3 separate regions of the Homo sapiens genome follow, and regions 1 and 3 are each linked to region 2. Evidence: read pairs that join two places in POLR2A ChIA-PET (ENCODE). Cell type or tissue: PC-9. All regions are shown on one strand.

Evidence for each region. Peaks named below come from ENCODE experiments on the same cell type or tissue, not always from the same donor. Only the 100,000 strongest peaks of a DNase experiment are listed, where the experiment ranks them.
Region 1: POLR2A ChIA-PET joins it to region 2 with 10 read pairs; 16 of 35 experiments call an interaction of 5 or more read pairs at or near these places.
Region 3: POLR2A ChIA-PET joins it to region 2 with 14 read pairs; 3 of 35 experiments call an interaction of 5 or more read pairs at or near these places.

What each region holds. Positions count from the first base shown.
Region 1 is chr1:59,069,827-59,072,326 of GRCh38, reverse strand. The region is part of intron 2 of LINC01358 (long intergenic non-protein coding RNA 1358); the gene reads right to left. Among named protein-coding and RNA genes, the nearest start is that of LINC01358, 51 kb to the right of the region's middle. In PC-9, no CTCF peak of the experiment used is centred here; no DNase peak of the experiment used is centred here.
Region 2 is chr1:58,779,046-58,781,545 of GRCh38, reverse strand. It overlaps JUN (Jun proto-oncogene, AP-1 transcription factor subunit), which reads left to right. Exons shown (of 1, transcript NM_002228.4): 1 at 1-755. Among named protein-coding and RNA genes, the nearest start is that of JUN, 3.8 kb to the left of the region's middle. In PC-9, no CTCF peak of the experiment used is centred here; a DNase peak (open chromatin) is centred at 1,485; H3K4me3 peaks cover 2,073 bases; H3K27ac peaks cover 2,411 bases.
Region 3 is chr1:59,549,655-59,552,154 of GRCh38, reverse strand. The region is part of intron 7 of FGGY (FGGY carbohydrate kinase domain containing); the gene reads right to left. Among named protein-coding and RNA genes, the nearest start is that of MIR4711, 180 kb to the left of the region's middle. In PC-9, no CTCF peak of the experiment used is centred here; no DNase peak of the experiment used is centred here.

The DNA.
Region 1 (2,500 bases), 290 kb before region 2:
TAATAATAATAGCTGCCACAAATTGTTTACCTAATATGTGCCTGGCCTGTGCCAGTCCATCACAATGACCATTTGAAGTAGAGGTTTACTGCACCTATTCTATAGATGCAGAAACTAAGACTTATAAAGGTTAAGGGTCAGACCCACAGTCATACTTCCAGTAAGTAGCTCTGCTGTTTTTCTGATTACAAAGCTTATACTTATTCCATGGCTGGGTCTGCCCTTTTATTTGGTTAGACGTTTAGATGATACAATAAAAATAGATATTTCAAAACTCAAAAGTTAGAGAAGGGAAAATCCTACATTACATCAGTAAAGGTCCAGCCGAGAGAGAAACCATACCAGTTATTTTAACATGGAGAATATAATATAGAGAATTGCTGCCTGGGAACTCAACAACCAAAATGGCAAAAAGAGAATGCTAAGGTATCATGGAGCCAACAATTACAGGAAGCGGCTGCCTCTGGGACTGGGACAACCAAAGAAAGAGGTTGGCATTATTAAAACTTAGAAATATGGGAGAGAAGGCCCTGCAGAGATGAAACTCAGATTCTGAGAAGGGACACTGCCCGGCTGATGATAGTGTTTCTGAGTTTGAAGGACAAGTCTCATTGGTCTGGGACCCAGATCTCTGAGGAGGGGGCTCAGATTGGTTAGTGTCACTGAGGGGGCACAATGAGGCTGTTTCTGTGAGTGTTAGAAAAACTGCAAATTGGATTTAACCATTGCTCCTGAAACAACTGCTGCTGCCATGGTGAAGAGACATTGCTTATGAACATAGGAACGGGAAGTAAACAGAAAGGAGGAAGCAAACAGAAAGGAACAATCGCTTCTTTCTCTCCTCCGGGTGTGCAGCCTCCTGCTGTGGCCCCCATGGGCTGAGCTCAGCAGGTAACTAGCTAGTCAAGCTGAAATGTGGTTTGCAGTGTTCTAGCTGCAGCATCTCGAAGTACACGTTGTGGTTTGTGAAAAGTATCTGAAATTTAGCATCCAAAGACCTGGAGTACTGCAAAAGCTTTTAATTGGTTTTCCTTATTTCAGTCTTAAATCTATAAACCATGCCTACTGCAACCAGAGTGATTGTCTTAATCGTAAATCATTTCTCTTTCTAAACCTACAATGGATTCCTACTGCACTTGCAGCTACTTAAACTCCTTGATCGGTTTGCAAGACCTTGTTTGGTTTCCAATGTCTCCAGCCTTGCCTAAACCACTCTTTCCCTCAATCGCTATATCCTGGCTACAGCAGCCCTCATGGAGTTCTTTAAATTCACAGAGCTCTGTGCCACCTGAGGGACTCTAGACTTGCTGCTCCCTTGGTACAAAATCTTCTTCCCCAATTCTCAGTCTAATTCCTCTTCATTTTTCAAAGCTGAGACTAAACATACCTTTTCCATTCTCTGATATTTCTGCCTCTTGGCTGGACCTTTATTGATGCAATGTAGGGTTTTCCCTTCTCTAACTTTTGAGCTTTGAAATATCTATTTTTATCTATTTTATTGCATCATCTAAAAGTCTAAGCAAACACTCCCCTGCCATTTTTCTTACTGCACACTGTAAATATTTACATACAATTTAATGCACTTGTGTGTTTTATTTGTAACTACTAAATATCTATCTCAGCCATTGCACTTTGAGCCTTAGGAAGGCAGAAATCCTGTCAGTTTTTTTGTCTCATAAAACCATGGGTCTGGTGTAGAGTCATTACTCCTTAATTATTTGTTAAGGAATTTGTAGGTTTTTATCTAGCCCCCAGATTAATGGTTGTGTACCTCATATTACTTTTAGGGAATATTTAAGTTCTTCAAGGGCAGGGACCACATCTTATAGGCCTTGTATAGTAATGGGCAAAGAATAAGCATTGATGGGCTGGGCGTGGTGGCTCACGCCTGTAATCCCAGCATTTTGGGAGGCCAAGGCGGGTGGATCACCTGAGATCAGGAGTTCAAGACCAGCCTGGCCAACATAGTGAAACCCTATCTCAACTAAAAATACAAAAAATTAGCTGGGCGTGGTGGCGGGCACCTGTAATCCCAGGTACTTCCGGAGGCTGAGGCAGGGGAATCGCTTGAACCCGGGAGGTGGAGGTTGCAGTGAGCTGTAATCGCACCATTGTACTCCAGCTGGGGTGACAAGAGCGAAACTCAGTCTCAAAAAAAAAAAAAGAAAAGAAAAGAAAAGAATAAGCGTTGATGAAGTCTTGTTGCTTTTTTATTCATAGTAACTAGTCATATACAACGTCACCTACAGACTGTCCAGATTCTTTGGTGCATTTTCAAGTCTTCTATCTGGAGCTGGTAGTGGTTGTCTTAGGGGACAAAACAGGGAAACTGTAGTCACAGGTAAGCATGGAAAACATATATAGAAGTGCTGAAGAGCATAGGCTACAGATTGCCTGGGTGTGAAACCCAGCCCTACCACTTACATGACCCAGATAACCCTGGGAAAGTTGCTTTGCTTATTCTCATTGTTTCAGCTTCCTCAACTATAATGGTAATAAT
Region 2 (2,500 bases):
TTTTTTAATTTGATGAAAGCTGATTACTGTCAATAAACAGCTTCATGCCTTTGTAAGTTATTTCTTGTTTGTTTGTTTGGGTATCCTGCCCAGTGTTGTTTGTAAATAAGAGATTTGGAGCACTCTGAGTTTACCATTTGTAATAAAGTATATAATTTTTTTATGTTTTGTTTCTGAAAATTCCAGAAAGGATATTTAAGAAAATACAATAAACTATTGGAAAGTACTCCCCTAACCTCTTTTCTGCATCATCTGTAGATACTAGCTATCTAGGTGGAGTTGAAAGAGTTAAGAATGTCGATTAAAATCACTCTCAGTGCTTCTTACTATTAAGCAGTAAAAACTGTTCTCTATTAGACTTTAGAAATAAATGTACCTGATGTACCTGATGCTATGGTCAGGTTATACTCCTCCTCCCCCAGCTATCTATATGGAATTGCTTACCAAAGGATAGTGCGATGTTTCAGGAGGCTGGAGGAAGGGGGGTTGCAGTGGAGAGGGACAGCCCACTGAGAAGTCAAACATTTCAAAGTTTGGATTGTATCAAGTGGCATGTGCTGTGACCATTTATAATGTTAGTAGAAATTTTACAATAGGTGCTTATTCTCAAAGCAGGAATTGGTGGCAGATTTTACAAAAGATGTATCCTTCCAATTTGGAATCTTCTCTTTGACAATTCCTAGATAAAAAGATGGCCTTTGCTTATGAATATTTATAACAGCATTCTTGTCACAATAAATGTATTCAAATACCAATAACAGATCTTGAATTGCTTCCCTTTACTACTTTTTTCTTCCCAAGTTATATACTGAAGTTTTTATTTTTAGTTGCTGAGGTTAACATTGCTGCAATCTGAAGTGATTTGAAAATTAAGAAGCAAAGAATTTAGGAAGAGTCAAACTAGAAGTTGTGATCTGAATGAAACAGTCTCCCAATTTCATTAATTCTTTCCCTCTTTCTCCATCTCTATCTCTCTCTCTACTACCTCACCCCCAAATAAACCCCTATGCCTATGGAAACTAACAGTTTAGCATTTTGGGTCTGTCTGTAGCTTATTTCTTAATTTGTTTCTAAAATAATCAACCTTGTTTAAATATAGAATAAGTCTCAAAAGATAGTAATCTAATACTATGGAAAAGATTCACAAGAGAAAACATGAACTAGTACTAACTCAATGATTACATGCGTAAATCAAACCTCAGCTCTGGGGAAATGGGAAACTTGAATTCTACCTACAGATATAACTTAGGAGATCAACAAGGCAGTGCTTAACAAGGGAACAATTTTTTGCTTGGTTGCTTTTCATACCAAGAGCCAGTGTGATTATCAGGCAGCAAAAGCAATTTGATATCCAGGAATATTTCACAAACCACTAATTGAGTCAGGGCTGTTTGCTCATTAGCAGTGTTCTAGTACCCAGTAGGTCTGGGAGTGCTAATATCCTGCCTGTGGCTGTAAATCCAAATACACAAAGAGTTTCTCCTTAGGAGTATATCTAGGAGTGGAAGAGATTGGACAGGCTTGTTAGCTTCGGATCCTTTGTAATAACACTTCTTGAACAAAGGGTTACTGGGAGCAGAGCCCAGTTTGCCAAACTGAATTTGCCGATGTCAGCAACCCGGAAGGTGAGATGATTTTGACCATATGTAGAAATAGCAGAGGGACAATAAAGCATTTTGGGGTGGGGCTCTGTGGAAGCTAAACAAGAGCCAACTAGAAAAAATAAGCAGGCTGGGGAATTAATTACCTGCAAAGGTAGACTAAGCCCAGACAACAGTACAGCACAGAAAAGCCACACCACTCCCCAGTTTGCTTTAGATTTCAGTGTTAAAAAAAAAAAAAGTCTGAAACTCAGGCCTATCCCCATGCTTGATTGTTTCAATTAACATTCTAAATGTATATTCTTGAAATTCTAACCATTCTAACCAAAAGGGGTAGAAAAAAGTAATTGTGGTAGAGGAAATTAACCCATGATCTCTGGTAAATTTTGGAGACAAAAGATTAACTGCTTATAAACACTTAATGGTTAAGCTTATTATGGGCCTTCAATGAGTTAATCTTTGAATTAAGGTAACACTAATAGTTGGAGAAGATGAAGCTGGTGACACATCGTCATTAATCCTCTTAATTTTTTTTACACATATATATATGTTACATATATAAAATAATTCAATCAAGGACATTTAACCCTCTCTGTCTATCAAGACAGAGGGTTCATGAACTCAGTGAAAATGCCCAGAAAGTTGTGTTTGTGTGTCTGTACACACTCTTCTGAGGAGAGAAATTTTTGCTTTTATTCGACCCTCCCAGAGTTCCATGACTCAAAAAAAAGGGTTAATAAACCATGAACTGACCAGCTACATGCCCACTATCAGAAACATATCATTGTATGGATCTAAATCCCATGCTCTTTCACCCCTTCATGTTTCTGCTTGCATGTATTTGCCTGGAATACCTTTCCTTCTAGTTCAACTGATAAATCCTACCCATTCTTCAAGTC
Region 3 (2,500 bases), 770 kb before region 2:
CCAGCATCGGCTGGTGTCCCCTGCCCTCAGACTATGAGAACACCACCTCCCTCCTCCCTCCTTAGTCCCTCCAGCCTGGGGATGGTAGCTGCTTCCATTTCACTGATCTCTGATTTGCTTCACAGGGAATGTAGCCCTTCTCAGCTCCTCCATCATCAGGATCGCCATTTTTGGGTATTAAGTTACTGGTTTTTTAAACAATTAGAGTGGTTTGTGTTTTGCTGAGTGAATCCTGAGTGACACGATTCTCCATTCAGGGCACAAAGGCTTTTGTACAGGAATAACCCAAGATATGAGCTCATTTTAACTGAGCTCTTTTTACATGCTCTTTCTATACATGTCTCATTTTATTCTTACAACAAACTAATGTCATTGGTATTAGTATTATCCTCATTTTATGGATAAGAAAATCGAAGCTTAGAAATGAGTAGTAACTTCACCAGGGTCATGCAGCTCACAAGGAACTGGGCTGTGATTCACATTCAGGTAATCTGATTCCAAAGTGCTGGTTCTTCCCCACCAAGACTCACAGGTTTTTCTCTAAGATAAAAATCCAATAGCCAGGCAACCAATGTTCACTTATCTGTACATCTCAAAATCTTGGGATCTTAAATATATTGATTCTGAGATCCTTGACAGAAAAGGAGTTGGCCACGCTGCTCCACAGTATCATAAATAGGTTCAAGGAATTCCTGAGAATCACCCACATTTACTGGTTGCATAAACATAAAGTACAGGCAAAGTTAATGTTACAGGGTCAGTCAATACGAAAAGGGAATTAAAATGAAGGAAAAAGAAATGTGTAGGAAATATTTATTTGTTTCTTCTTGGGTTGGCAGATTCACTGCTGCTATATCTAGACTTAGAACCTGAGAACTAGTGTGCTATTATGAGAAAAGGATGGAATTTGGAGACAGAAGGATCTGCTATAAAATGAGGAAAATCACAACATCACATGGTTGTTGTGATATTGCAGAAATGCTTAAAAAGAGATGTTTAATGGTAGCTCTGTCACCATCATCACTACCATCACTCTCTCCACCACCACCATCATCACCATCATCATCATCTGAACCCCCTCTCAAGAGACAACTGGATTCTTCCTTTCTAGTAAACATATCAACATCAAAGATAGGCTGGGTACTGTGCTGAGCTCCTTGAATGTTCTCTCATTTAATCTTTGCAACATCCATAAAAGGTAAACATTCTTTCTTCCTCTTAATAGATGCAGAAGTAGAAGAACAGAGCAGAGTGTTCAGGTAACTTGCCCAAGGCCACATGGATTTAAGAAGCAGTGCCAGGATTTGACCTTGTTCTGTCTGACTCCAAAGCTTATGTTCTTTCTATACTCCTCACTTTATGATGTTATAATTGTCTTACATAATGAAAACATACTTGGAAGTGCTAGTTCACCATGAAACTCAGTGAGAGCCATGGGCTAAGAGTTAGAAAAACAAGAGTTTCAGCCCCAATTCTGCCACAAATGGCCTAAAAGTTTGAACTGGTTCTCTCATCCCCACAATGAGAGAAATGAATTACAAATGGAGGTCCTTCCTCAGCCATTCTCAGTATATACACAGTGCTTCTCCTAAAATACAAGCTGAGGTATCTCCTTACCTAAAATTATATATATTGGGCAGGACTGGCCTCATTTCCCCTCAAGAGGTTCTCTACACTCTGCCTAATGTCCACCCCAATTCAGCAGCCATGCATAGCTGATGTTCACTGCAAGACCACATGAGTCGGAGAGCTGACATCTTATTTTTCCTTTGGCCACACAGTGCTTTGATGGGCTATCCCCGAGAAAAGAGGTTCAGAGATAAGCAGGGAAAAGCAAGAAAAGGTGGGAGGAGCTTTCTTCTTTCCGGAGAAACATATTTTGCCATCCACAGAGAACTCACAGGCTGCATGTGTACATCAGGAAACAATTTGACACAAGTGCAGCCCTCGGTACCGCTGGGGCCCTTCATATGACCATACCAGTGTCAGTTTATTCTGCAATCCTCAAAATGTTTAAGGAGAAAAATTAGCAGATGAAGAAACAGGCATAAAAAAACAGTGACATCATCAACTGTGTTTTCCCTGAAACTTGCACAATGCCCAACTGATGGCAGTTGCTCAATAAATGTTTGTTGAACTAAAAAACAAATAGCAGAAAAACAGGCTAACTCAATGAATTAAATGTCTCCCAACCCTCCATGTAACACACATAGTTCATATCAAGCAATGTTTAAAAAGAATGTTAAAAAAGGAACATTTAAAACTTCATGAACAGCTCTCTTATTTAATATGCTGTCTCCCTTCATCTCTCCCATTCATCCAACCAACAATACTTCCACCCAAGCATTGAGTCCCTACTATATTTATGTAAAATAAAAAAGAGACTTTGCAAATGTTATGATTAAGAGTACATTTTCCTATAATTTATCACGCTGTGGCAGTTTTGAAAGCTTACAAGGTTATATAGAAGAAAAACATCCTGAGTTCTCGCATTTGTGTT